Regions from separate parts of the Homo sapiens genome. Here all the other regions are linked to region 2. The links are chromatin loops, found by intact Hi-C in ENCODE. Cell type or tissue: Calu3. All regions are shown on one strand.

The links. Peaks named below come from ENCODE experiments on the same cell type or tissue, not always from the same donor. Only the 100,000 strongest peaks of a DNase experiment are listed, where the experiment ranks them.
Region 1: it touches region 2 in a loop (6-fold over the local background); 12 of 110 quality-filtered maps call a loop at or near these places.
Region 3: it touches region 2 in a loop (18-fold over the local background); 7 of 110 quality-filtered maps call a loop at or near these places.
Region 4: a loop joins it to region 2, with 4 times the contacts of the local background. A loop is called at or near these places in 4 of 110 quality-filtered maps.

Annotation. Positions count from the first base shown.
Region 1 is chr12:74,410,983-74,418,982 of GRCh38, reverse strand. No RefSeq gene overlaps it. Among named protein-coding and RNA genes, the nearest start is that of LINC02882, 120 kb to the right of the region's middle. In Calu3, a CTCF peak has its summit at 6,427; a DNase peak (open chromatin) is centred at 3,112.
Region 2 is chr12:74,642,856-74,650,855 of GRCh38, reverse strand. No RefSeq gene overlaps it. Among named protein-coding and RNA genes, the nearest start is that of ATXN7L3B, 110 kb to the right of the region's middle. In Calu3, no CTCF peak of the experiment used is centred here; a DNase peak (open chromatin) is centred at 3,795.
Region 3 is chr12:74,108,658-74,116,657 of GRCh38, reverse strand. No RefSeq gene overlaps it. Among named protein-coding and RNA genes, the nearest start is that of LINC02394, 91 kb to the right of the region's middle. In Calu3, a CTCF peak has its summit at 4,739 (motif pointing left); a DNase peak (open chromatin) is centred at 4,757.
Region 4 is chr12:73,931,628-73,939,627 of GRCh38, reverse strand. No RefSeq gene overlaps it. Among named protein-coding and RNA genes, the nearest start is that of LINC02394, 86 kb to the left of the region's middle. In Calu3, a CTCF peak has its summit at 3,677 (motif pointing left); no DNase peak of the experiment used is centred here.

The DNA of each region.
Region 1 (8,000 bases), 230 kb after region 2:
TCCAAAATGAGGATTTTAGTCAACATTGATAGTGGAAGTGAAAGGAGTGTCTTTGTATAAGCAAAGAAAAGATGTTCATTCCTCTAAATTCAAAAGGATCTAGTAAAAAAACAAATGTTTTAACCCCATCAGTCCAATATTCCCCACCATAGCTCTGCGTGTCTTGCTCTCTGTTGAAATTTCTTATGGGAGTCATAATAAATTCTGATGACTCACACAGAATAAAAACAAAGAAAACATTTTATACACTTGCAGTAAGAGTTTCCTTACTCTCCTCCTACCAGAGAAAGCAATCATTTCAAAAAAATTTAAATAATTAAAATGATTCTTTGAATGATTTGTATTGCCTTTTTAAAAAAACACAAGCCAAGTTTTTCTTATATATGAAAGAAGAGGTAAATGAACACAGAATAAACTCGTAATTTTAGAGCAGAGAGCAAGTTTAGGAAAAGTAAGTTTAATCCTTTCATTTTACAGATGATAAATTTTGCTAGCTAGGAAAAATGTTTCTCTACTACACACCTAGTGTCAGAAATAGGTCTTGAGCCCATGACTCTTGTTCTGTTTTTGTTACATAATTGCATCAAACATTCTAATCTAAGGTAGGGGTTGGCAAACTGTAGTCCATCAGCCAAATCTGGCTTGCCACATGTTTTGGTGATGTTTATTGGAACACAGCTATGCTTATTTGTTTGCATACTGCCTATGAGTACTTTCATGAGACAATGGCAGCGTTAAGCAGTTGCTACAGAGCCCATATGGCCCTTACAACATAAAATATTTCCTATCTGGCTCTTTACAGTGAAAGCTTGCCAACCTCAGGTATAAACCACAGGTATCTCTTATAGTCTTTCCTCAGTAGTCTATTAATTTATTTTTCTTGCAACTACCCACTTTCCAGCACCATCCACATTTTCCTAACAGAATGCATGCCATGAAAAGGAGGAGACAAAAAACTTCACCTTCCAGAAAAGATTGCTCAGCTTATATCTCACATTATTCAATTTTTATTGAAAAAAATAAATTTTCTAAAGTAAATTGCTTTTAAGACCTTTCCAGAAGCCACTAAGAAAACACAACATACTGTCTTAGTTGGATAATGGTTAACATTGTAGACATCATTGTGATTGATGCTGGTGTACACAAGCAGTACCAAAAACAATTGGTAATGTGGAGTTTGTTGCAGAGACTGGCTTCAAAGCTTTGGTAAAGGATCTGTAAGCTAAGGCAGACATCTTCAATATTATATACTTTTGTGTTGATTTCTGATTACCTTTGTGATCACACTTTGCAAGCACAATTATCTTTGAAATTTTGTCTGAGAGTTCTCTGCTGAAGATCTTTTCACCATCTGAGTTGATAATGGTGACCACACTGGCTGGACCACCAAAATTATACTGCCAGTGAAAAATAAATAAACAATATTTACATGGGTACTCTCAAAGAATAAAGTAACCCTGATAGTTAACTGATTATCCTGCATCTGTAGAAGAAATGAGAGAGTAAAATGAATGATAATTATCACATAGGAAAAAATGTGAGACTTAATAAAATAAGTTAGCTTCGCAGCTTATAGAGATAAAGATGAAGGTGTTAAGTCAAGGAAAAATAACATGGAAAATAATAAGCAGAAATAGATGATAAAAGGAACTGAGAAATATAATGTTCATTTGAACCTTACACTCTGACGACATAGACATGAAGAAAATGGCAAATTCAGCTGTAGCCTCACATGAGTGGAAAGACAACTTGATGTTCTGTATTGCTAAATGGGGTTCCGTTGTCGTTGAGGATGTTGGTATTGATCCCCTGATTGACTCCCTTTGAAGCTACTGAGGATAAGCAGAATAGCAACCTTGAGGTGTACATGTAGCTACAAGAAAATTATTCTGAGGTATCTCAACTTTGACTATGGTATGACAGACTCATAGATGCTTTCTCTTAATATTTTCTGACAAATGCTTCCACAAAGTAGGGCTAGGGGGTACATTTAAAGAAATTCGAGAAGTGATATGAAATTCTTTCGGCTGACAAAAGGACAATGATGAGAATAAATTTTATAAGATATATCCAAATACCCGGAGCTAGGATTCTAGGCAGATTCCAGCGACTGATGACACTTATCTGAGTTGATGCGTAGAGTCAGGTAATAGGAAGACAGCCCGGTCAGAAAAGCATCATGTACAAAGGAGGCCCAGGTGATTCTGATGAGCAACTAGGTCTGGGAGTCATTGAACAGTGTTTTGATCAATAAAGGATTATAGGTTTTAGAGTTCTCAAATAATGTACAACTTACCAAATGTGTCCAAGACACTGAATTTTATATTTCATTATATGTTCAAATTAAAACTCTCTTTGAATTAATTTGGAAATAAGCTCCTTTCAAGACCCTGTCTGATGTTCATAAAGCCTGGTTGGGTCCAAGCATATCTCTAAATTAAACGATCCCATTTCCTATCTACACACTGGGGACCAGCTCATCTTGTTTGCTTCATCCTTTGTAAAGTCATTTTTCCCACTTTTACTAAAAGCTACAGCTGTCTTCCTAATTCTTCCCAACTCCTTCCTTAATATGATTAGTAGAAACTTTCAACCCCTGTGTTCATGCTCCTCAACAGGCTTACAAAGGGATTTTTACTAGGGAATTGTCCCCTGGATGAGTTTTTCTGCCTAGTCTGAGTATTAGCATAATAGTATAATTTTAAAATAGATGTGTTTACTCTAGCTCTAGCCACTTTTAAGTAACTTATCCAGTTTCTTCTTGGAATGAAGAAACCAAGGGTAAAATAAAATAATAAAAGCAGAAACAAGAAACAGAATAACATAGGAATTAAATAATTTTTTTCTGAACATTGGCAATATACCTGCATATTTGCTTTAAAAAACAACTCTCTTAACATTACCAAAGGGAAATGAACCTTATCATATATCTGACTAATAATATGCAATGTAAAATATGAAATAAAATATTATAATAGAATTTTATATTTAATCTCCTGCCTTTTGTTTATCCATTGAAATGCTTTTATATTGACTAAATTTTATTTAGAAGCCCTTCTCCTGGAACTTCAGCTTTTGTGGCTTTTACAACATGTGATGTAGTGAGCCTCAACTTCCATAAGGTGGCATCAACCCACTAGAGTGAGTAGGACACAGCTTATTTTATTTCAGGTGACCTTGGACCTTCAACTTTCAATTATTCCTAAAGTTGTTTACACAAAGAGAAAATTCAAAGACATTTTAAAAGACTCCTTCAGATCTAATATCTTCTGACTTACAAAAAGAAAATTTCAAATATCCAAATCTGTTCTGAAGATGCTAAAGTTCAAGTGTACAATTAAAGTTTATCTGAATCTCTCTAGTCTTCCTTGGACTGTAGACTCGGACTTGAAATCCTGCAGGAATTCTATGCTTCTGGGATTTCTGGCATTTTGTCTTTTGGGTTGTAGTCAAATGCAGAGTCAAATATATCATGCAAATAGTAATTTTCTTAGTTTTCTTATACAGCAAGGAAAGGTGAGAAATGAAGAAGCATGCACGATATTAAATATTTATTATTTTACCTTTTTTACAGGTTGAATTAAATTTTATTTAAAAGTAAAAATAATAGAAATAAAATAATGCTGCTTCTTGAATTAATTCTGTATAAATATCAAAATCTCTTTAAAAATGCATGATTAAAATAATCAAATAAATGTGATATTGAGCTGCATAATCCTCATAGGATAAAGGGGGCAGCTTAAATGAGTTTGTTAATAATAAATGAAAGGGAAAAAGAAAAGCTGCACTGAGCTCCATATTCACTTATTAATGAATCTTAATATTATCGCTTATTAATGAATACTAACTAGCTTATATAACCAAAAAAAAAAACAAATGTAATTTTCTTCAGTATATTATTAGGACACAATACAGTATGTTTCACCAATATAAATGCATTTATATTCTCAGCTATAATTTCAAAAGGCCATTTCAGAGAACACTGTTACAATTAAATATGAGGAAACCTGTTCAGTTCTCAACTCCTAGTACCAGTTATCTCTGAAGAAGTTCTTGTAATATGAGAAATAATGACCTAATATTGCAATAAAAGCAAGCCTTAAGCAGTTTTCTTAACTCTGCTTTTTACTGGCTCGGTGACATAGTATAAGTCATTTAATCTCCCTACATGTAGAATGGGAATTTACTCCTTATTCTCACTTTACAGCAATGTTAGGAGGATTAATTGGATAATGAATCTAAAGGCTCCTAGGCTCAGTAAAGAAAGACACAAATGCAATGTATTATTTGCCAGTGAAAGAGTCAATGAGGAAGCACTTTTCTTACTAATCAAAATTATTCCTAGCAAGAGAGTGAATGTTAGCAAGTAAATTAAGACAATTTTTGATAGAGTTTCTAGTCTCACATATCCTATGGCAGCAAGCTAGGAGAGCAAACAAAGCTCTCAGACAATTTAAATATATTCCTCTCATTAAGAAAGTGGGACCACCTCAAAGGCATAAGTGTTTTCCATAGTGATTTCATAAAGTCATTAAAGCATAAACTTTGAGATAGTTGGACCAGACCTAATGAAAGACACATGTTCAATAATAGTAAAAAAAAAAATAGTGGTCATTCAAATGAGGGTTTCTTCTTGTGTTAGCTTTGCATTGTTTTCTTAGAAAAAAGACCACACCATGGCAAATGATTTTAAAAGCAATGTAATGAAAAGCTATCTAATTTGGTAGCAGGTATAAAATATAATACCCAGAATTAATGATAAAAGGGAATACCTGTGAGCATTCATAAGAATATACCCATCGTGGAGTTATTGAAATAGAATTGGATTGGGAGTAAATTACCTCAGGCTGACCTTTTTGACTGTTTCTCCTTAGGGATTTTTGACCTCAAATTAATTTTTTTTTTTTGCAGTAAGAGATCTGCATTATATGTAGGATGTTTTCTAGCTGAAGGACAAATAATTATAATTTCCATTTAGAGAGCTTGAATTACAACAAGGGCTATTTTCTTGACCAATAGAAAATGAAACCAGCTCTGCCTTTGGTCCCGATGTCAAAGCTCCCAAGTGTGCCTTTGCCTTTTTTGGGAATCGCTGTATATGATGAGGTTTAGTGGACTGTCTAACTCTCAGTGGTGCCCCATTCAGTCTTATGTTGACTTTAACCACTCTTCAAATGTGAAATCAGGTTTGCGGCAGGATTTCTGAAGTTGTTCTATAAAACCAGCAACTCTCATCCTGACACTCTTTACAGGTAGTCTATGAAAATAGTTAATTAATACATTAGATAGTAGAGTTCTTACAACCAAATACTGCTTAACTTTACCTTTGAATAGTTTACCTGGTTTATGAATTGGAAGCATTAGCAATCATTTGCCAACGTCCTTCCATCAGTATGATTGATGGCCTTGTGGTTAACCATCTTTCCTCTTTCACTCTGTGTTATTGGATTGTAGCAATTATCTTGGTCTTTCAATTATAAGTCCTAATCGAATGATCTGATTTCTTCTGAGGACACTCAGAGCCTTTTCTCAGTCAAGTAATTAATTTAGTTTTAGACACATACTAGATATATTCACAGGGAGCAGATTACCCATGGTCATCCAGACAAGAAAAAACAAGTACATACGTATTGCAAGTGCTCTAAGAAAATTATATTTTTGTCAACTGATAATTTCAATTTAAAAGTAATAAAATAGTTAATAAACTATGTATCATGTAGTTAATTATAAATACATACTTTTAAAAGTTGATTATATAGGGTAACTTTTCTTATAATACATGTAATTTCTTGTTAAATTGATAATTATTCAACAACTAAATCTAATTTTAAAGTTTTTAGAAAGTAGCCAGTGAATCAGGGAAAGGTTTTGGATTAATTTGATGATATCATATATATTTTACATAGATGAGGCAATATTTTTTCTGTTTTTTTCCCATTTAATGTTTCGAATAATAAAGAAAAAAGAGATGTTTCTTTTAAATGCTTATTTTAAATCAGGGAAGATTTTTAAAGATTTTTGTTAACCTCACTGTAAAACTTTCTTCTATTTATACATAAATTACTGGCAGTTTAATTCTCTCTTTTTAACATTGTTGGAAACCTGTACATATATTTCTTCGACTAAATTTTTTTACTTTGAAAAATCTACCACAAGGTGGCAGTCAAGAAAAGTCTTTTAAATTTCATCTTGGAACATAATTTATGAGGTGAAGAAGTCAGGTTCATGTGAAGAGTTATCATACACCTGACATGTCAGTGGCCAAACCAGTACATAAAAGCTGATGTGCACTTCAATTAAAAATCATAATTATTCATACAGAGAAAACAGCAGGCTATGAAACTGAATGCTCTGGAATTGAGCCAGAAATCTTAGATGGACATCTTGACTTTAACAGTGTGAGCCTTGGCAAATCACATTAATTAGGGAATTCCCTAATTCCCTAATGTGTCAAGACACATTCATTTCTTTGTGCCAATCTAGCAGTCATTTTAATATCATAATGAAAAATAGCTATCTGAGACATTCAGCTCCAGCTACCTCCAGGATGCTATAGGAAGAAGCAGTGCTGAAAGAAGCTTTCAGTTTACAGCAATTCAATTTACCTCACCTAACCTCCACTTTCAGAGATAAAGCAGATAAGAGCATTGTGCTGGACACACTGGAGTATACACGGACAAACAAAACACAAATCCTTGGCCTCAAGGAAACAAACAATCAAAAACATAGGACAGACTAATATGGATAAGAAGGAAGTTTTCAGGAATTTCTTCACTAATAACACTTTCAATTATAAGTCCTAATTTGATGTACAAATATCAAAAATACATAAAAATATCCAAATTTCTCAGACTAACTGGAAGTAATATTTATAATTTCTATATTTTACATTTAATATTGAAACAATATCTAATTCATTTGGTAATATTTTATTTAAAAGTCCATAATATTGACTTGTGTGTACCGTGTTTAGCACGGGTTTATAATTCACTGCAAATATGGCAGCTTGTGTTTCTTATTTTACAGAGTTAAGTTTCTTCAGCAGTAAAACTACTGTCTGTATATTGCTTATATACAGAAAATTTGTCACCATACATTTATTAGTCATAGCAAAATGCCTGTACATAGCAGGTGTTCCACAAATATTGGTTACCTTACTGATAACCAATGTAGTTGAATATTTGCTATGTTTTCAACATATGATCTCATTCAATCCTCTATTTTCTTTATTGTGCTAACGAGAAAACTGGGACTGAATTTATTTGATTTCCCTAATGCCATATAATTTACAAGGGACAGGGACAGGGACAGGATTCCAAGCTGAGCCCACATGGCTAGAGAGTCTATGGTCTTAGCTATCACGTGAAGATGCTTCTTACAAGTTGATAAGGTTTAGATTTTTGTTCCTTCCAAATCTCATGTTGAACTGTAATCTCCAGAGTTGGAGGTGAGGCCTTGGGAGGTGTTTGGATCATGGGGGTAGATCCCTAATGAATGGTCTAGTGGCATCCTCTTGGTGGTAAGTGAATTCTCATCCTGAGTTCACATGAGAGCAGGTTGTTTAGAAGTATGTGGAACCTCCCTCCCCTCTTTCCTCCTGCCTCTCGCCATGTGACACATTGGCTCCCCCTTTGGCTTCCGCCATGATTGTAAGCTTCCTGAGTTCTCATCAGAATCAGATGCCAGCACCATGCCTCCTGTACAGCCTGCAGAACTGTGAGGCAGTTCAACCTCTTTTCTTTATAAAGTACCCAGCCTCAGGTATTTCTTTATAGCTATGGAAGAATGGACTAACACACAAGTTTTTGTCAAACTATCTTCACAGAGATGTTAAGGATGTGTCTTTTCTTTCATTTGAACTAGTATTGAGCCATGCAAAGCCCTTTTAACTTTAATATAACAGAACTCATGTGAATAAGTGTTTTGTTCCTCACACTAAATTGATACAGAACTAAACTTTTATCTCTAGTCCTGAAAATATCCATGGACAATGGTTATTG
Region 2 (8,000 bases):
TTCAATGAGAAAAGGGAGGTTTTATTCAGTCTTATGGATTGCTAATGGTAGCCTAAATATAAATATAAATTATCATAGTAACCATATAAATATAACTTAATATCATATTAATATCAAAACTTTTGAAACTAACAACCATAGATATTCTATGTCCATGCAGGGAATATTGAATTGTTACAACTTCTGGTACTATTCAAAATAATAATGAAATTCTCAACTTGTTTAAAGTTTTCAGCAAGCTTGCTAAGCTTTATAAAGTGGACTCTTACATATTCCTAATTGCCAATTATTTTTCCTCTCTTTCTGCCCAGTGCATATTCAATATAAAACTATGCTTTTAATTAACTCCTTCTCAGTAAATAGGTATTCAAATGCACATTTTGTGCATCAGAATCACAATTAAAGCTGTAGGGTTTGTTTTTGCAACGTTATTCTAATTAAAATACTTTTAGCTGTATTTGGCATGCATTAAAATGTCAAGTAATTGACAGCCCATAAGTGAAAAATTGATCCAATTATCAAGCCAACTAGGACTTTCTTTTTTTTCTTTTTCAACTGCTGAGATTTATCATGGCCATTAGAATTACAGATGTTTATATGTTTGCTTTTAGTAATGGGAATTCATTTAACTTTGCTATGCCCTCGGTGTTGTTTCTGCTCTTCAGTGGGATAGACAATTCGTCAATCTTTGAAGTGCACATTTAGAAAAAGCCTCCCAAATCTCTCTTCACATAGAGTAGATAATCACGCTTTCATTGGAGTTTAAGGAATAGATTTTTCTTTTCATGTCTCCAGATGGGCCTTTTGATAATGAGTCACAGAGGAACACAGCTTGTCCTGAGATATAGCTTCTACACAATGTGTGTGTGTTTTAAATTAATAACATACATCTTTAACGAATTAATTAATTTAAGTCACACAAATTGAGTAAAACAAAAGGAAATACAACAAATGTTATTTTCTAATTGCAGCCATTTGTTTTCTCTCTCCTGCAATGTAGTAAAAATATTTAATTTTCTCAATAAAAGTCAACCAAATAATCTCCCCATATATTAATTTTATATTTGCTTGAAAGATACTTAATTTAGAAAGATTACTAATTTAAAAAAATTGGGGTATTAATATTTACTCAATTATTTATATTGAATTTTTGGATCAGTATTATAGGGGTAGTAATATATATTGTTTATAAAGAATCTTTATCAATATCTATTAACCAATCAGAAAAAAAGTCATTTCAGAGTATAAATTACAGATATTAATTTATCTGGGTCTATAATTGATAAATACAATTGGAATAAATATCAGCTGATTTATTTGTTATGAATATCATAGACATATTTCAATGATTGCATTTAACACATTCTCAACAAATATATTTAAAACCTAAACAAGTTTTATCTTACTCAAGGTTTCAAAATAATATTATCTCTTAAAGTAAAGTCAAAGTCCTCAGCTTAATGGCTTGCGTTTTTCATCACTAGACCCTCTACTCATCCAAACACATTCCTGGGACTCCGGATCTAGACCACCCATTAACATCCCACATTCTTGATTAAGCTCACCTCTTTGCTTTTTCCTCTGCCATTTTCTTATTTTCCAGTTGTCTTCACTCTACCTGTTCACACTTCCAAGAAGACCAAGCTCAAAACTTACTTGCACCAAAAACATTTTTTATGAACCTATTTTAGGAGTAGTGCTTCTTTTAAACTTCACAGAAGTCTTACAGTGTGCTTCACTGTGAAAAATTGTATGTAAAGTCGATTTTCATTATTCATGGTAATTATGTTCTCTAAAGTCACCGTGAACACTGAATTAGCAATAATTGAATCATTGCTTCTTTGTGAAATAAAGACGAAATTGAGAGTTAGGTTTCTGGAAGCCTCTGGTACATAACATTGTCTTTAACCAATAAGTTGTAATCTTGTTTTATGTATGTTTCTGTTTTAAGACACATTATTGAATATATATTGTTGATTCATTATGCTGAATTCATGGATAACAACACTATACTTCGTGACTGAATGACATTTACCTCACACAGGTATTTTTTCCTAAGGCACATCAGAGCTGTTTCGACACTTAGGAACCTTAGACAACACTACAACACTAAGCTTGGGGGTTATTTTATCACGTTAGACAGTAAAATCACCAAGAAAAGGCAAACAAAATGAGAGTAACATGGTACTAAATGAACATTTTAAAAGGGCATGTTCTACCATATGAAAGCTGAAATAAGATGGCAAAGCAATGCCTTATTCAACCTCAGCCAGGATCATGTGCATTGGTCAACTAAAATTTTTCATCACAAGCAACATGCACATGATCCAAATGACAGTGAAAGCCTTGGGTATTGATTTGGATCTACAAATAGATTTTAATGAATAGGCAAATTCACAAAAATGAAACCCCTAAATAATGAGGATTACCTGTCTATTTCTTAGTTTCTTCCACATATTTTTTGTCTTCAATATGTTCCCCCTAACATTAATGAGAATCCATTGTGATACCTTCAATACATATTTGCTGAATGTGGAAATAAACCTGATTTTGACACAAATTGTATCACAAGTGTGAATATTACTATCCAAATATGTTGATTATGCAGTCTCTGGCCTTATCTGGAAACATGTAGTTAGAGGTCTCCAAGTAAAATTCATATAAAATGTAAAATTTACATATATAGGAATAAGCCTAATACTAACAAGTGATAATGTTAGAGGAAAGCAGAATATTGTATCAGTGTTGGTAATATAATCCTGGAGTAGCTTACAGGACGGTAATAGACAGGCAAGTATAGCAATAAAGCTCTGGAAATTATCTACATTTGTGTTATATTGGGCTTGCAATTAGGGCAGCTACAATATAAAAGAGTGGCTGTTTAAGAGAAATTTTTTTAAGAATCGATTTGAAACCTTTTAAGACAATTGTTTTCATATATTAGAAATAAAAATAATTTATATTCCAGTCTATATATAGCATATGATAGGATTTAAAGATTATTCTGCAAATATAGAAACATAACACGAACCAAGGCAACAAAAGAGAATAACATCAAAGCTGATTTTTATTACTAGTGAAAAACCATAATAATAATAAATGATATCTATTTTAAAAATTCAAAAAAGAGTTTTGCCTTAAAGAAAACGAATCACATTTAAAATTTTTTTAATCTTCTTGCTGAATTCCTTGATTTCTACATATGACTATGTCTTTGAGGAGTATAAATGGAAATAGCAGATGTTAGTAAAAACGACTATGACTTCACAAGCATCTCAAACAAAGCTAACAAAGTTCCCAAGTCCAAAATAATTGCTTATTTGTGTGAAAAAGACTCTGAATCACACATGCATCCTCCTCTCATCTGTATAAACTAAAATGATCCTTCATAGCTTGCTAAACATTCAAGAAGCTGCCAAATTGGAAAGGAAGTGGTTTTGCTTTAATTGGCCCACGTTTTGTGGGATTTTTGTTATCCTTAACTAAATGCAGTGGACAATTTTCATGAAACTAACTTTTTTAAGTCTCAATTATGTCACTTTCAAATTTGGCAAAACACTGTCTTGTTTCCTGTTTAATTAATGCATATGTTCAAATTGTTCATAGAAAAGATTTATATTTTCCTTCCTTTGGTAATTAATATATAGCACAATCTAATGACTGTAGTAGAATATTCCCCAACCTTCCCTATGCTGATATTGATATTAGCATAGCTGGTTTATAACATATCTGAAAAATAAGCTGATCTTTATTTCAACTGTTTCTCTGTCCATAGGGAGGAGCCATTGCCCTTCAGGACGAGAAGAAAACATGGTTATAGAGAAAGCTGTCTCTTTGTTTCTATTTCCATCTAGTATCAGGCCTTTATGGCTCTGGATCAAAATACATTCTAGAAAACATGGGTGTTTTACCTATCTTTGTGTTATTACAAACACTGTTCATCATAAGCAACTGTACAAAGCAGTTCCTTTTCAGTGGAGATGCCTCTGTCTCTAACATAATGTGTGGTACAGTAATATAACTATTTCAGAAATAAAAGAACCAAATTAAATTACATGGCTTTTGTATGTTTGTTGGTTTTTTAAAAAACTGAATAAAAATGTTCACTGGAAAACCATAGGCCAAATTGTCTTTAACTCTTTCTCAATTTTCAGATACTTCTTCAACTCTATAAATATGTAAGCATTAAATATGTTTAGATAAACTTTGTTAAAGCATTTAAATATTTGATGGGTTGCAATAATTATAACTGAAAAACATGAAATATTTGAGAGTCAGTCATATCCTTATTGACCATACAAAATCTAAAATTAAATTTAGTTTTATGTACTTACAATCAGTAATTACATGTTTGATATGATTACTTAGAAAATGATCTTTTGATCTTCTTGTGGAAAACCAGCTATTGTAAGAAACATGATGCAAAGAAATAAACAATGGTGCATAAAAGAAGAACAATGAATAAAGCCAATACAGAAAAATACTAATAAATTCAATACACAAATATTAAAACACTCAGGCCCAAGTTCTCCACAGAATTTAAAAGCAGTATCACTTGTTGAAGGGATAGACTTTTAGTTGGTCCATGAAGCAGCAATTAACAAAATAAATGTATTGTCAGTGATCTGCTTTGCAGTTCTTATTACTGTTAAGTTAAAATAAAAATTTTTAAAAACTTTCAATTTTAAAAGTGTGTCCATATTCTAATTTAGTAACTGATAAAATGCAATATTTATTCAGTGCCTACCATGTGCTAACTCACTAAGCTTTAAATTCATAATCACCTTTGACTCCTTGAATAAATCTATGAAGTAAAAAGTATTTATTTTATTATTATTATTATTTTATTTAGAGACAGAGCCTTGCTCTGTCACCCACGCTGGAGTGCAGTGGCACAATCTCAGCTCACTGCAAACTCTGCTTCCCAGTTTTAAGCAATTCTCCTGTCTCAGCCTCCGGATAGCTGGGATTACAGTTGCACACCACCACATCTAGCTAATTTTATTTTTTTCTTTTGGTATTTTTATTAGAGATGGAATTTCACCATATTGGCCAGGCTGTTTTCAAACTCCTGACCTCAGGTGATCCACCTGTCCCGGCCTCCCATATTGCTGGGATTACAGGCGTGAGCCACTCCGCCCAGCCTATTTTTATTTTATAGTCTTAAAAATTTCAGGTTTAGTGAGCACAAACAGTTTAAATAGAGGTATATGGAATTTTCAAATGTGGATTTATATTACTTCAAAGTTTGGACTGTACCCATTTGAAAGTATTTCTCCAATTAACTGCATCCAATCTTCAGTTCTCAGACTTCATATGAATTGACCTGTAAGGAAATTTGACAGTTGATCATTCTCTCTGGAAACACTTTTTTCACTTGACTTCTAGAAAACCACAATCTCCTATTTTACTCCCATCTTACTGACTTCCAGGAAGGCAAGGCTTTTGCCCATTTTATTCACTGCTAGACCATTAGCACATAGAGCTAAGTATAAGAAGCACATAAGTAGAAACCAAATGCAAGCCTTGAAATAAAAGCAATTTAAATTTAAAGAAAAAATGAAAATATAGTTCTTAAAAATTTTAACATTTAATAAAATAGTATATTAGTGAATCTTGAAAAATATATAGCTTTTATATATATATATATACCTTTCTGTATGAGAAAGGCTACTTAAATCAATTTTAGATTTTAATCGTTGTTTTAGTTAATGTACATATAGTAGATGGCATTGATGCAGAGCTATAGAAACTTGATACGCATTTTTCTCTAAAAGAAAACATTCATTTACTAATAGATGGGTCCTGAAAACCTACTATCCTAGGCTCTGTGAATATGGCACAGGCCAGCATTGGCAAGGCTATTGTAGATTGGGTAGTCAAAAAGAAATGTATGAAGAAGCTTCATCTGAACAAAGACTTTACTGATGAAAAGGTCACTGCCCTGGGTATAACTGAGAAATGAGTGTTCTAGGGAACATCAAGTGTGAAATCCCAGATAGGATTTAGTAATGAATTTGCTAGCAGAAGAGGGAAGAGAAAAAGGGCAGTCAACTGCCTGAGTCACCAGCTCAGTGGGCTTTGTGGCTGTGCAATTAAAATAATGTTGAAGCCACTAACGAAATATGATAGACTAGCTGAGATGCAGGGTTAGGACAAAAGTTAAAATTCAAAATAAGTTAATTTTGAGATGCTTAAATAAGTCTCTATTTCAATGTATGTGTGTGAGGCATAGACAGATAGGGATAAAGATATAAATATATACAATTGGGTATCAATGGCAGAGAGATGATGTTGAAAGCCATGTGACTGAATGAGATCACCAGAGAGACCATACAGATAAAACGTACAAGGAGACAGACGATGATTGAGCCCTGGGACAGGTAACATTTAATAGCTATCATGTAGTGTTATAGTGTTATTTTGAGGAGGATTTTGTTTACTGTAAAAGTGCCACAAACTGAAGCAACCACTAAAAATATTTTTTAAAAAAAGTGTAATTGATATACTAAGAGAGGAGAGAAAATAAAAGTATGTAAAATGATCAATGAAAACCAAAGAAGAAGAAAGCGGAAGACAAAACAGAGAAAAACAACAAAGACAATGAATAGAAAACAGTATCAAATACGGTAGATATTTATTCAACTATATTAATAACCATTTTAAAGATAAATAGCCTAAATACTAATTAAAATAGACTATAAGAATGGGTTTAAAAAAACCACAACCCAGCTATTTGTAATCTACAAGAAACCCACTTGAAATATAAAAACACATAGATCTTAAAAAGTAAAGGGAGAAAGATGAACTATGCTATGCTATCACTAATCAAAAGAAAGCTAGAGTAGCTGTATTAATTTCAGACAAAGCAAACAAGAAAAATGTTCAAGAATGAAAAGGGGCATTATGTAATAATAATGAGGTCAATTATCCCAGAAGATACAACAATCCTTAATGAGTATGCACCAAACAACAGATTGTCAAAATACCTGAGGCAAAAACAGATAGAACTTCCGGGCAAGTCAGCACACGCCTGCAATCCCAGCACTTTAGGAGACCGAGGTGGGCAGATTACAAGGTCAAGAGTTCAAGACCAGCCTGGCCAACACGGTGAAACCCCATCTCTACTAAAAATACAAAAATTAGCTGAGCGTGGTGGCACGCACCTGTAATTCCAGCTACTCGGGAGGCTGAGTTGGGAAAATTGCTTAAACCCGGGAGGTGGAGGTTGCAGTTAGACAAGATCGTACCACTGTACCCCAGTCTGAGCCACAGAGCAAGATTCCATCTCAGAAAAACAACAACAACAACAAAACCAGAACTACAAGGAGAAATAGATGAACACTGTATTAGAAAAAAATAAAAAAGAAAAGTCTAAAATTAATAATATAAACTTCCATCTCAAAAGGAGGAGAGCCATATAATTCCAAAGTATAAGAAATTACAAAATAAAAATTAGGACAGAAATTTATAAAATTGAAAACAGAAAATCTATAGAGAAAATCAATAAAAGTAAACACTGCTTCTTTGAAAAGATCATTAAGTTTAATAAGCATCTAGCCAGATTAACTAGGGAAAAGGAGAGAAGACACATTACTAATATGGGAAGTGAAAGAAGAGCCATCAGTACTGTTTCCATGAATATTAAAAAGATGTTAAATGAATATTATGAACAACTCTATGCCCACAAATTTGATAACAGAGATGAAATTAACCAATTTTTAAAAAAGATACACTGTACCAAAATTCAAAAATAAATGGATAATTTCAACAGGCCTGTATCTATTAAATACATTTAACTCATGATTAATAACCTTCCAAAACAGAAAACACCAGGCTCAGAATGTTCACTGATGAATTCTACTAAACATGGAGATGTTGTGGGGAAATAAGAGGTGAAATTTTAAAGGCACCAATATAATTTTTAAATGAATATTGTCATTCATGTCACGTGGACCTAGAGAAAATTCAGAACACATTACAAAGAGATGAGAGTGTGG
Region 3 (8,000 bases), 530 kb after region 2:
CAAGGTGACTGTATTCCATATAGGATTTAGGGAAAAACAGGCTGAATGTCAGGAGACTAAACAGGCTGTTGCTCAACTTGACCAAATTTCTGTAATCCCTGGAGAACCTTCCTATCTGCTTACAGATTTGGAAGAAAAAGTAAACCGTGTGAGTCTATATGTCCTCTAAATACTTCTAAATACCCTGAATACTTCAACTCAATGGGAAATATGCACTCTATTACCATTTAACTTAACCATAAGATAATCAGGAACCAGGATCAACTGACAACTGTTATATTAAGAAAAAAAATTTTATCAAATATATTTTCAAAAATATTTTAAAATCTTCATACATAAAAATATTTTAAATGAAGTGTATTAGGCCATGACTAAAATGAGTTTTTTAAAACTATAATTTATAACCACATTCTGTCCTAAAAATAAGAAAATTAAAATCTATGAAGTGGGCTTTTATTCCCAGGTCTGACATGTACAGAGAGTGGCAGTCATCATTTCTGTCATTACAAAAACATAAAGATAAAACCAGATAGACAGACAATATTACTGACTCTACTTGCATTTAATAAAGCAAACCATCACACCAAAATCTGTAGAAATATATTGAATCAGAGATACAGCAGAGATTTGCTTACCTTGAGCAGCAGCTGCTAAGACAATAAACTGGTAGGAAAACTTAAATGGTAATTTTCGACAAGTTGCTCCTGGCTGTGTATGGATTTTAACTTGAGAATGAGAAACTCAAAGTTAGACTTTTGTGGATTTAATCTCTAGGAATCCCACCATATTCTCAGAGTGAAGCAATGAAAAAGATGATCTATAACTGTTTCTGGGGAAGGAAAGAGTACCCATTGTGAACAATGCTGTGCAAGAAATAGACTCGCGGAAGAGGAGTACTTATAAAGTCCAAAGTCAAAGTGAGACAAAAACAAAGACAGCAGAATTTGGAGCCTCTGGCACCAGTAGCTCCACCAAATTTTGAACAGAGACTGATTCTTAGCCAGATAAACATGGGATCTCACACTGAAGTCCTATTTTTCCTATTCCACAACATTGGCAGATTTCAACACCACCACATTATAAGACATGTTTCAAAGCAAGGAAAACACATTTTGAAAAGGTAAAGCAATCATCAAAACCAGACAGATATATGATACAGACATTCAAATTATCATACAAGTCATTTAAAATAACTATGGTTAATATGTTAAGGACACTAATGGAAAAACTAGATAACATGCAAAAATAGATAATATAAGCAGAGAGATAAAAACTCTAAGAAATAGTCGAAAAGAAATGCTGGAATGAACACTATAACCAAAATAAAGAATGTCTTCAATGAACCTGTCAGAAGATGACATGGCAGAGGAAATAAACAGTGACATAAAAGAAGGGACAATAGAAACTTCAGAAAATGAAATACAAAGAGAAAAGAGAATGAAAAACAACAAACATCTCAGAGCTGTGGGACAATTTCCAAAGTTATAATATATACATAAGTGGAATGCAAAAGCAAAAAAGTGAGAGAACAAAGTAGAAAAATATATTTGGAAAAATAATGGCTGAAAAATTTTCAAAATTAATGACAAACAACAAACCATAGTTCCACAAAGCTCAGAAAACAATTAGCAGGACAATAACAAAGAAACAAACAAAAACAAGCAAAACAAACTAACCTAAGAATGTTACAAATAAACAACTGTGGAGAAAAGCGAAGACAAAAGGAATATCATGAAAGAAACCACAAGAGAAACAAACAAATTAACAAACAAAAATACATCTTACCTATACAGGAGCATGGGGAAGAATTACATTGCACTTCTATTCATAAATATTCAAGCAAGAAGAGAGTGATGCTAAGAGAAAAAAAAATCACCTAGAATTATATATGCATCAAAATTATTCTTCAAAATAAATAATAAAGATTTCTTTATTTTCTAAACAAAAATTGAAGGAATTTATTGCCACCATGCCATACCTCCCACAGGAAATAATAAACAAAATTATTTGAGCAGAAGGGAACTGCTATTTTCTTGGGTCTAAGGAAAGGAAGAGTGTAAGAGAAGGAATAAATGGAGTTTTTTTTAAGAATAAAAAATCTTATATGTCTCTTATTATCTTGAAGATAATTGCTTGTTTAATGTAATAATAGTAACAATGTATTTGGTGATTATAGCACATGGATAAATGAAATGACTGACAACAATATCACAAGGGATGTATAAAGGAATTCGATACATTCTAAGTGTAATGTGTATCCTCAGACATCAGCTAGTATCAAATCACATAAAACAATCAATTAAAACCAGAAAGAACAGAAATAGATGGAAGGGAGAGAAACAAAGGAAATGCAAAATTTAGAAAGATTATAAACATGGTAGGTATTAATTATAATATATAATTAGTCAACTTAAATATTACTTGTCTAAGTACACCAATGAAGACATCGTCAAAATGAATGAAAAGAATAAAACCAATTATATGTTGAATACAAAAAAAATGTATCTTAGAGAGAGGTAGAGGTAGAGCAAGATACCTGAATGGAAGGGTTCTCCAATCATCCTCCCCACAGGAACACCAATTTAACAGCTATCTACACAAAAACGCACCTTCATAGGAATTAAAAAAAGCAGGTGAGTGATCACAGTATCTGATTTTAACTTCATATTGCTGAAAGAGGAACTAAAGAGGTTGGGTAAAAGAGTCTTGAATTCTGATGCCATCCATCTTCCATTCCTCAGCAGCAGTCACCTGTCTTGAAGAGATAATCTGTACACTTGGTGGAGGGAGAGCACAGCAATTATGGCGCTTTGCATTGGAACACAGTGCTGCCAACACTGAGCAGAGCTCCACTGATGCCCACAGAGGGAGCATTTAGACAAACCAGAGAAGAACTGCCCATCCCAGTGGCTGGAACCTGAGTTTCAGCAAGCCTTACCACCAAGGGCTAAAGTGCATTGAGGTCCTAAATAAACTTGAACAGCAGTCTAGGACACAAGGACAGCAATTTTTATGCAAGTCCTATTGCTGTACTGGGCTCTAAGTCAGTGGCCTTGGGAGGCACACAGTCTAGTAAGACACAAGCCACGGTGACTAAATCAGTGCTCGCTGCCTATAAGGGAAGGACATGAGCCTAGCTAGCTTTGCCATCTGCTCCATCGCCAACACCAGGCAGCACTGCTTGCATCTCTGAAAGAGACCTCTTCCCTTTGCTTGAGGAGAGGAGATGGGAGAGTAAAGAGGACTTTATCTTGCAACTTGGATACCAGCTCAGCCACAGTAGGATAGGGCACCAGGCAGAGTCATGAGGCCCCCATTCTAGGCCATAGCTACTATACAACATTTCTAGATACACCCTGAGCCAGAAGGGAACCCACTGCCTTGAAGGGAAATCCAGTCCTGGCAGGATTCATCACTTGCTGACTGAAGTCTAAGCTCCGGAAGAATACTCTGGATTACCAGGCAAAGACTCTTTTTCCCTTTCCTTACTCTCTCCCATACAAAAGAGTCTCTCTCTCTCTCTCTCTCTCTCTGTCTGCTGAGCTGCCCGGAGCTCTGGGAGGTATGACACAAGCACCCGTGTGGCTACCACACTTGGAACTGTGCTGCTTCAGACCTGAAGCCAGCACAGCACTGAGTCTCACCCAAGGCTCACTATAACCAATACCTAGCTACCTCCTAGGAGCGCTTAAGGCCCCAGGGCTCTACCGTCTACAGATGGCAAAGTGAGCTCGACTTGTGTCCTTCCCTTCAGACTCTGAATAATCAGCAGCAGTAGCCAGGTAGTACATATCATAGGCCTTAGGTATGAATCTTAGATGTGATGGCTTCAGGAGTGACCCAGCACATTCACATCTGTGGTGGCTATAAGCAAAAATTCCTTTTGCTTGAGAAAAGCAAAGGGAAGAGTAAAGGTGACTTTGTCTTTGCAGCTTAGGCACCAGCTCAGCCACGTGGATAGAGTGCCAGGTGGGCACTTGGGGTCCCAAATTCCAGGCCTTGGTTCTTTGATGTGATTTCTGGACCTACTCTGGGCTAGAGGGGAGCCCACTGCTCTAAAGGGCGAGTTCCAGGCTGGACAGCATTCACCATAAGCTGACTGAGAAGCCCTTGGGCCTTAAGTGAACACTGTGAGCACTGGTGGTTGCCTGGCAGTACCCACTGTGGGCCTGTGGTAATGGTTGACATGGGAAGAGACTCCTCTGCCTGAGGCAAGGGGAAGAAAGAGTGGGAAAAACTTGTTCTCCTCTGGGTGCCAGCTCAGCAGAAGTGGAAAAGATGTAGATTTCTAAGATTTCTGACTCCAGGCCCCGGCTCCTGGGTGAAATCTTTGGTCTCATCCAGGGACTGAGGGAACTTACTGCCATGAAGGGAAGGACACAAGTCGAGCTAGCTTTGCCATCTGTAGACGGTAGAGCCCTGGGGCCTTAAGCACTCCTAGGAGGTAGCTAGGTATTGGTTATAGTGAGCCTTGGGTGAGACCCAGTGCTGTGCTGGCTTCAGGTCTGATGCAGTACAGTTCCAAGTGTGATAGCCACACGGGTGCTTGTGTCACACCTCCCAGAGCTCTGGGCACCTCAGCAGACAGAGAGAGAGAGAGAGAGAGAGACTCTTTTGTTTGGGAGAGAGTAAGGAAAGGGAAAAAGGGTCTTTGCCTGGTAATCCAGAGTGTTCTTCTGGAACTTGTCCGAGACCATTAAGACCATACCTATATGAGTCTGCATGAGCCAAAGTGTTACTGGGCTTGGGGCGCCCCCTAATGCAGGTACAGCTGCAGTGACCAAAAACTTACATCACAACATCTAAGTCTCTTCAAATACCTGGAAAGCCATACCAACGACAGGCATAAACATGCCCAGACTGTGAAGACTACAATACAGACCTAACTTTACAATGCCCGGATATCAACAAATATCCACAAGCATCAAGATCATCCAGGAAAACATCACCTCACCAAATGAACTAAATAAGGCACCAGGGACCAATCTCAGAGAGACAGAGATATGTGACTTCTCAGACAGAGAACTCAAAATGGCTATTTTGAAGAAACTCAAAGAAATTTAAGATAACACAGAGAAGTGATTCAAAGTCCTATCAGATAAATGTAACAAATAAACTTAAATAATTAAAAAGAATAATAAATTCTAGAGTTGAAAAATGCAATTGACATACTGAAGGATACAGCAGGGTCCCTTAATAGCAGAATTACTCAAGGAGAGGGAAGAATTAGTGAGCTTAAAGACAGGCTATTTGAAAATACAGTCAGAGGAGACAAAGGAAAGAAGAGAAAGATCTAAATCTAAGTACAAGAAGGTTATAGAACACCAAGCCGATTTAACCCAAAGAAGACTACCTCAAGGCATGTAATAATAAAACTCCCAAAGGTCAAGATTAAAGAAAGAATTCTAAAAGCAGCAAGAGGAAAGAAACAAATAAAAGCAGACTTTCCAGTGGAAACCTTACAGGTCAGTAGAGAGTGACATGACATGTTTAAAGTGCTGAAGGAAAATAACTTTTACCCTTTGGGCTTCTCCTACCCTTAAGTCAACAGGCTAAGAAGGGAGTTACGGTGTTGGTTGGGGTGATTGACCACACTATCAAGATGAAATCAGTCTATGATTCCACAATAAAGGTATGGAAGACTATGCATGGAATACAGTAGATCCCTTGGGGTGTCTCTTAGTATTGCCATGCCCTGTGGTTAAGGTCAATGGGGAACTGCAACAGCTCAGTCCAGGCAGGGCTATAAATGACCCAGGCCCTTCAGGAATGAAGGTTTAGGTCACTCTACCAGGAAAAAAACCCACAACCTGCTGAGGTGCTTGCTGAAGAAAAAGGGAATACAGAAGGGGTAGTAGAGGAAGGTAGTCATCAATACTAGCTATGACCACATGACCAAATGCAGAAACGGGGACTGTAATTGTCATGAGTATTTCCTCCTTCTTTTGTTAAAAACATGTTTGTGCATGTATACACTTGTACTAAGAAAATACCTCATTGTATTTCCTTTTTCCTTCATCATGTGACATAAGATTTATTGACTTCATATCAGCATTTAAGTGTTATTAACTCTATGTAATAGCATTTGGCTTGGGGATTGGTGCATTTCCAGTTGTACAAAGGATAGTTGTATTACATTAGGCATAATTTTGACCTTATTATTGTCTTTATTTGAAGATTATGTCCGATCTCAGGAGATGTGTATGGGTTCAAGTTGACAAGGGGTCGACTTGTGATGATTAAGGCTGCGTGTCAACTTAATTGGATTGAAGGATGCACAGTATTGATACTGGGTGTGTCTGTGAGGGTGTTGCCAAAGGAGATTAACATTTGAGTCAGTGGGCTAGGAAAGGCAGACCCACCCTTAATCTGGGTGGGCATAATCAGCTGCCAGCAAGGCTAGAATATAAAGCAGGCAGAAGAACGTGAAAAAACTAGACTGGCTTAGCCTTCCAGGCTACATATTTTCCCCTGTGCTGGATGCTTCCTGCCCTCAAACATTGGACTTCAAGTTCTTCAGCTTTGGGACTCAGACTGGTTTCCTTGCTCCTCAGCTTGCGGATGACCTATTGTTTGACCTTGTGATCATGTGAGTTGAATACTCCTTAATAAACTCTCTCTCTATGTATATATGTTAGTTCTCTTTCTCTAAAAAACTCTAATATATGAGGTATTTTATTTTTTGTGTGGCAATTGTGAATGGGATTGCATTCCTTCAGTTTGACTGTTGGTTTATAGGAGTGCCAATAATTTTTGCACGTTAATTTTTTATCCTGAGACTTTGTTTTAGTTGTTTATCAGCTTAAGGACCTTTTGGGCTGAGACTATAGGATTTTCTAAATATAGGGTCATGTCATCTGCAAACCGGGATAGCTTGACTTCCTCCCTTTCTATTTGGGTGCTCTTTATTTTATTCTGATTGTTGTTGTATTCTGTCTTGCCTAATTTTTCTGGCCAGGGCTTCTAATACTATGTTGAATAGAAGTTGTGAGAGAGGGCATCCTTGTTTTGTGCTGGTTTTCAAGGGGAATGCTTCCAGCTTTTGTCCTTCAGTATGTTGGCTGTGGGTGTGTCATAGATGGCTCTTACGATTTTGAGGTATGTTCTTTTAATAACTAGCTTATTGAGAGTTTTTAACATGAAGCAGTGTTGAATTTCATTGAAAGCATTTTGTGCATCTATTGAAATAATCATGTGGATTTTTTCTTTAGTTTTATGTGATAAATCACATTTGCTGAGTTGCACATGTTAAACTAACCTTGTATTGAAGGGATAAAGTCTAAGTGGTTGTGGTGGATTAGCTTCATGAGGTGCTGCTGGAGTCAGTTTGCCAGCATTTTGTTGAGGATTTTTTGCATCAATGTTCATAAAAAATATTGGCATGAACTTTTTGTTGTTGTTGTTGTGTCTCTGCCAGACTTTGGTATCAGTATGATGCTGGCCTCATAGGATGAGCTGAGGAGTAGTCTCTGCTCATCAATTTTTTGGAATAGATTTCGTAGAAAAGGGACCAGCTCTTCTTCATATATCTGCTAGAATTCAGCTATGAATCCTGCTTGTCCTAGGCCTTTTTTGGTAGACTATTTTTTACTGATTCAATTTCAGAGCGTGTTACTGGTCTGCAGAGGGAGTTAATTTTTTCCTTGCACCAAATTATTTTAAGAGTCATTCACTGAGAACTGGCAATTGTTTCAGGAAGGTTGTATATCTTAAATAGTAAAACTTTAGCCATTTGGCACAGTGCCAGAAATTTTAGCACTACATATTATAATTCATTAAAATATTTTACCAATGCCCTAAATATGTAATTTAATATTTATTTATTCATTAAATATTTAATATTCTAATAGTATGTATCACGCTTGTGTTAATAACAATTATTATGAGTTCATCTTAAATGGCACTTTATCATCAGTATAAGGTATTTTTTGAGAGACTATAGGTGCATCACTTAATAATTTAAGGAGTATGACTTTAGTACAGTCATTATTGTCCAGTAG
Region 4 (8,000 bases), 710 kb after region 2:
AGTAACCGAATCTTAAGCTAATTACCCATTATGCTCCTATCTCAGTCCATTCTTGCTGGTATAACAAAATATCTTAGACTGGGTAATTTCTAAACAGAAATTGACTGCTCAGAGTTCTGGAGGCTAGAGCATCCAAGATAAGGTACCAGTAGATTCGGTGTCTAGTAAGGGCTTACTTTTTGCTGCAAAGATGATGCCTTCCAGCTGTGTCCTCACATGGCAAAAAGAGTCAATAAGCTCCCTCAGGCCTCTTTTATAAGGGCACTAATTCCATTCATGAGCATGGAGTCCTTATTACCTAATCACCTCCCAAAAGCCCCACTGCTTAAATCATCACCCTGGGGTTAGGCTTTTACATATAAATTTGAATGGACACAACATCTAGATCAGAGCATTTCTCTCCTTCCCCCCAAAATTCATGTCATTCTCACATGCAAAATAAATTCATTTCATCCCAGTAGCCCCAGAAATATTACCTCATTTTAGCATTAACTCAAAAATTTAAAGTCCATTCTCATCTGAATATCATCAAAATCAAATATGAGTGAAACTCAATACAATTTAGTCTGAGTCAAATTTTCTTCCAGCTGTGGGTCTGTGAAATCAAACAATTTATACATTTTCAAAATACAATGGTAGGATAGGCATAGGATAGACCTTTTCATTCCAAAAGGGAGAAATATAAAAGCTGACAGGAATAGTAGGTTCCAAGTAAGTCTAAAACTTAATAGGGGAAAAAAATAACTATTAAGACTCTAGAATAATCTTTGACTAAGTGTCTCACCTTTTGGACATGCTGGAGTAGGGATTGGGTCCCCATGACTCTAGGCAGCCCCACACCCATGACGTTGCTGGTCTCAGCCCGTGCCACACTTTCATAGGTTGGAGTCAATTGCCTTCAGTCCTCCTAAAATGGATGGAGTTGCTTCCAAGTGGCTCCATCAGTGTGGAGTTCTGAGGGTGGCCCCACCCCCACGGTTCCACTAAGCATTACCCGACTGTGGTTTTTCTGCAGTGCTTCCACTTTTGTAGCAGCCCTCTTCCTGGATCTCATGCTTCAGTCTCCAGGCAGCTCCATCCTTCAAAACCTAGGTAAAGGTATCCATGGCTCAAAATTTTCAGTTTTCCTTTGACACGTGAATCACCCCATCCCATCTCAGGGTGCAAATTTGATGTTATTATTGTTAAAGAGGGCATGAGTAATGGGTAAAAGGTTAAATATTAATTAGTATTTATTGAATCAAAGAAAAGAAGGAAGAAAAATAACACTGTTCTAAAAAATAATGAATGATTAAACTTTGAACCAAAATCTCAAAATTTTTATTGTTTCATACTCTACTAGAAGTTATATGAAATCAAGAGAGAGAAACAATTACAGGAATCATGCCTGAAAATTTAAAGAGAATTGAGGTAGTGTAACTACCCAGTAAATTTTACCCAGTAAAAGGACCATTGGTGTAATGTCGGAATAACTAAATATCTAAATATAATCCTTAGCTCTTAAATTTAACTTGTGAGCTATCTTCCAGTTATTAATTACCTTGGCTAACATAAACATAATTTTTTTTTATCAGATAAGGATAATGAGTCTCTCCTTACATTTTAGTTTGGCTAGTTAAGTGGAATCATATTTTGCCAGCATCTAAAATAGTTAATTAAACTAAATGCTAATAAAATATTAATCTATAGGTAATTTACTAAACAAATTGAGGATTTTAATTAGTAGTATCTCCAGTAAATTCATGGGTAACATAAGTTTCTATATTGTAATCTGTTTGACTTAAAGTTATTTGAATTAGGGAGCAATTTTTATTTTTATTACCACATAATCCTGGCATGGTACCTGGAACAAAGTAAGAAACAGACACATATTTGTTAAATATTGAGTAATAAGAAAGTTCATGCTGTTTTACTTTATCATGAGTTTTTTTCTCATTCTTCAAATTTTCACTTAAAAAATTATCCAGTAAATACAGGATGGTCAAGAATATTTCACAGAATTGCCTTCAGTTACATTCATTATTCACATAGCCATCATTTTTTATCATTAGAGACAGCATTTGAGCAGTACCATGAAAGTACAATCTGCAAAATGAGAATTAATTATATGTAATAACAGTTATGTAGATATAATAAAATTTTAAAAGTAAAATGATTCAAATATTAAGATATTTAAAATATCGAAACCTTTGGTCCTTCAATTATTTTCACATAATTTACTTAAATCGTGAGAGGTGGACTTGGGCTTTTACTAGTATTGGTAACTTTAATATATTACTTATAATTTGAGATTTCCCAAACTGCAATAAATGAAATATCTGTTAATAACTTAATTATTGTTTGCTTATATTGAAAAGTTTATTGCATAAAGGAAATCCCACAGTCTGCTCTTGAATTGATGGCAATTATCATAACATTATGAAATTACTATAACAAGAATATACAATTAATCAGTTCTATATTTCATACTAACATGTGTGTGCCCTGATGCATTGCTTTCAGCAATATAGCAGCTGCTCTTTAATGCATTTTTTATGTCTCCAAGTAATTCTTTCATGATGAATTACGGCACATTCAGCCAGAATTAATAATGCACCAACAGCATGTGTAAAAAATTAAGTCAAATTTTTACTGAAGAGTTAAATTTGATTTGAGATTTTAAATTTTAAATTTCAAATATATATATAAAACTTCTCATCTGATCAAAATCCTACCTTGACAATATCTTTAATGGTCAGGAATATTGTAATGGTTAACTGGATAAAAAGTACATATTCACCTGACAAATAAGTAGAAATTACCCATTCGCTACCATAAGTAAGAATTATCATCTTTGAAAGAGCTACCAGAGTAAACATTGTTAAATTTGTCATTTTAATTTGAGAGACTCTCATGTTACACATATTCTGTTATTTATGTGCTGTCCCCCTTACAACCCCTGTCCACCAGTGGAAAATATTCAGTAATTTTATTTTCCTTAGTCACTTTCACCTAAATGAACTCTATGAGAAGAGCCTTGAGTTGAATCATTTATACTGTATTATGAATTAAGTAAAATCAATGTAATCAGCAAGTATTCTTAGAATATTGATGGTTAAGGGATCACATCAGTCTGAGTCCAATCATGACAGAGAAACCACCCAGTAATTTGAACAAGAAAAGTTTATTGTGAAGAAATATTAGCTATACAAAGGAGTTGAAGTAATGAGGCATAGCCTTGTAAGAAGTAGAGAAACACTAAAGAATATTGATAGAGTATATAAAAGAATAGCCACTGTTTCTATGGCTAAAATAGAGCACCCAAGAAAATACAGACCATATGGGAGGACACAGCTATGGCTAAGTTAATGGCAAAGAAATGAGTGGCAGATAATGCAAAACTTGCTGAAGCTATTATCTTGAGCTTGCCCGTATCAACCCACTAGGATAGAGGGGAAAGTTATTTCCTAGAAGGTATCACACTGGAAACATTCTACTCCAAAACCACTCCAGAAGAGGATGTGAGGTAGAAGCTGTTGGCCCTTGAGTGCTGCTGGCTTTTATGTACTGCAGCAGATGGGAACTGGAGAAGCTGCAAGCACTGCACCTGCCAGGTGCGAGAGAAACTGTATATACTGTAGGAGGCTGCTAGGAGAGGACACTGGAATGAGAAGGCAAAACTCTTTCCTTCTGCAATGTCTCTCCAGCACCCTCTACTGATAAATCTCAACATCATTTTCAGCTTGTAAAGCAAAAATATTTAAAGTACAAAGATTCATGTTTATAGAGCAAGCAAAAATTTTGAATTTAGAAGTGAGAGCCAATAAATCCTTAACTGGCAGAGAGTAATAAATGCATAAGGACAATTATTCATGATCCCAAGGCAGTTACATGTGAAAATGTATTTGTCACATTAGGTGATAAGTATTATAAAAAAAAATCTAAAAGTAGGTCAGAGAAGGTGATACGAGTGGAGAGATGGTTCATGGAACACATATGACATAACATGCAGTTGGATGTGTCATACAGAGGGAAAACCATGGTCAAAGCAACAGGAGGAAATGGAAGGGAGTGACTAAAAAGTCCCCATTTGCTGTTACATTGCTATTTGCTTTTTGAGGACCTCTAAATAATGTGATAGATCTTATTTAATAGACAATTGAGATGATAAAGATTTTAAGTAAAGGACTCAGGAATTAAAAATGTGCTCTAGGAACATAATTTCCATATGGCAAACAAGACAACCAAAGCTGTTGTAGTCTACCAGAATTGTAAAGACTTATCTCTTACTATAAAATAGTTTTATTTTCATCTAAATAAATTTATATATGGGAAAGGAAGTGGAGTAGAGAATGAAAATGTAAACAGGTGCTTGGAAGCATGTTGATCCTCCATATCAACATGTAGGTTAGTAGTCCCTGCTCTGCCCTCCACTTGAGAACAGAATTAGCCATGTAAGATAACATATATAGGAATTATTATAAGAGGAAGGTCATATGGGGCTGCAAAGAAGAAAACTATTCATGATCACTCTATAATCGTATGCATCAAAGTTCATATAAATACATATGTGTATATATACATATGTATACATATGTGTCTGTGTGTATATATACATATGTATACATATGTGTATATATACATATGTATACATATGTGTCTGTGTGTATATATACGTATGTATACATATGTGTATGTGTGTATATATACATATGTATACATATGTGTATGTGTATATATATATGTGTATATATATGTGTGTGTGTACACACACACACACACACACACACACACACACATACTCATTGTCCAGTTCCCAAACTGTGGATGTTCAGGCTTCAATTAGCTTTTAGTTAATTGTGTTAATTGTGATGAAGTGCAAAATAAGCTAGTTAATATGGATTCAGGTCTAGACTGTGCTCTCTATTGTCCATGTAATGTTAGGCAATAAAAGTGACCTATAAAATCGCAATTTTAATATAGCACATGATTGCCATAAGAATAAAATATTGTAGGTGAAAATATGTATTAATTGGAAAGTATTATGTATTAAGAAATACAAGAAATTGATGTTATTCTGACCTACTTCAACTTTGTTGAGGCATGCTAGTATTTTAAATAACAAAGATTTATCGCTTAGAGAATCAATTTGTCAAAATTATATCCAGGATATATTTTCTTAAAGCAATTTTTCTCCTAAGTATCCAGGAGGAAATCCATTTTTCCTTTCTGGACTGAACAATGAAGAAAATAGTGTCGAAGTTAAGGTTTTTGACAGGCATTTCACAATCTCATAGAAACCTCATGCATCTTTCATATTTCATCTTATATAACTTATAACTACTCCAATTATATAACTTATAACTACTCTAATTTTTATATTTTTCAAATAAATAGCTTCAATATTTTTATTAAATGATTATACACATCCTCTTTTCCTTTTGTATAGGTCTACTCATTTAAGTGATATTACAAACTACAAACTCATTCTTTTTATTTAGAGATAAGGTTTTCTCTGTCATCCAGGCCTACTATAAATCTTGGTGTATAAAACATGAAAGTCAAATGCTATTTTTTAATTATTTTAAAGATAGGATCTTGTTCTTTTGCCCAGGCTGGAGTGTGGTGGTGCCATCTATCATAGCTCACTGCAGCCTTGAACTCCTGGGCTCAAGGAATCCTCCTGCCTCAGCCTCCCAAGGCTACAGACATGTACTACCACACTTAGCTATTTTTTTTTTTTTTTTTGAGATAGGCTCTTGCTATATTGTCCAGGATGGTTTTCAACTAGCTTCAAATGATCTTCCAATCTTTCCTGTGATTATAGATGTGAGCCACTGTGACTGGCTCAAACACATCCTTAACTTTCCAACATCCCTAATTTCAAGACTTCTTTTAATATATTTTGAATTTTTAACCATATGATTTAATATCCATATTAACATACTTATTTTAGTGTAAGTTTAAATAGATTTTAAAACTCCCTGCTGATAAGCTTACAAAATAAATAAAAGCTCATCAAATAAGTATTATTTTTATAGAAAACTATTTTACATGGGTCACATAGCTCAAGTAATAGAAATTATGGTAATTTCTATTTTCACTAATTTAAAATATATATTCAGCACTAAATTTGCATCGCTGAAGAAGATTGGCAATAATTGTTGTTTTGGACTATGCCATACCAAAAGGAAATGAGCCTTATAATGTTGACCCCTCAAACTGGCATTTCTCTAAGAAGTTAAAGGGGGATCTTGCTAGGATTAGAATAACAAAACGAGACTTGATGCTTGAACCTTATCCATTTTCATACAATGTGCCTCTCAGCAGAATAAATAAAAAAATTGTACCATCTTGCAGAGTGCAAGCTATCAGCAAAATGCAAACTAAAGGTTGAAATATAAAGGCAAAAACTTACCTATATTCATCCAGAATGAGCAAAGCATGTCACAGTGTTTCTGATTTTAGCTGAGGTAAGCTTAAGCATCGCGGGGTGAAGGGTGAATCTGAAATACAAAGACCTAATCAAATATTATGAGAAAGCAAAGACCATAACATAATTGAGGGAATATTACATGGAAATATCAGTGTTTGATGGCATTTAAAAAATATATCTTACTTGATCACATCAAGATGGCAATTAGCTTATCAATAAACTTAGGTCACTGAAACTATTGAACTCTTTAAATAGATTTAGGAATTTTAAAAAACATTGATTTATTCTAGTGATGTGTATCCTTTCCTCATTACACATTATAATGATTTTATCCGTACAGCAGAACATAAGCCTTATTGTTAATTATAAAAGCGATATGTGTCACAAAAGCACATGTTTTTATTTTCCTGAAGCTCTGCAGAGTTAGTTGTATATACCATAATGTTAAAAATGTTTCTCTTAAATTGAGTGTCATTGTTGATTATTTCCACTCACCTTTTAAAAACTCAATTGGAAACTACAGGGATTTCATTTTCTGGTTATGGTAGAATAGCTTATATCAGACATTTCTCAACATGAGAAAACATAAAACCTGGAATAAAAATGAAAACTGCTGTTTGAAGATATTGGAAAGCAACTTAGGCAGTCAGGACTTCAAAGCCTTAAATTCCCCAAAGAAGAAAAACAAAATGAAAGGACTTCAGCCCTGTTTGCCAGTTCTGTTCTGGAGGCATTTGCCAGCTTGTCAGTAGCACAGGGCCCATAAGCCAAGTAAAATGGAGAGGCTCAGAGCTTTTTGAAGTGGCTCAGAACTGTGGAAACAAAAATTAAGAGTTCAAGGCTACCACAATAGCTTGGAATTAAAATATGAAGATCTCAGAGCCAAGGCATCAACAGAAAAGGTGGACCTGACACCATGTGATTCTTTGCTTGCATAGTGGTTCTTAATGTCTAATCTGCAGGGTGTGAGAAGCTAGGCAAGCAAGCTGAAAGTGAGAACTAAGAAGCTAAATTGATAGCAGGGCAGTCTTACAGTACTGAAAGAGAGAGAAAAAAAATGTTATTTAGGTCCTAACTAAGAGGAAGAGCCCTGGAAAATACTCCAGGATTTCAACTGAGACTCATGAGGAGTTATTACTAGACACAGCTGAATAAAATATTAATGGAATGAAAGATAAGTCAGTATATATGTGTGTGTGTATATATATATACACACACAGACGAATACATGAAGTGAAAATGAATAAAATATAGGGAAGAATATAAAATATTCATGGGACAGAATGAAGAATTATAGGATTCCAATTGGAGTCCCAGAAGAAGAGGAAAAAAAAGGAGGCAGTAAATTCTATTTGAAGACACTGTTCAAGATCTAATATTGAAATAAAACGAAACTACAAAAACAGGAAGAATTAATACAAAAAGATCAAACTGAGGCAAACTCTAGTAAAATTACTGATATTCAAACAAATAGAAAATGGTTAAAAGCAATCAGAGAAAAATAGATCCATTATCTTCAAATGAGCAGGAATAATAATGGTATCTGTTTTTAAATAGAAATGATGAAAACCAGTAGATAATAAGT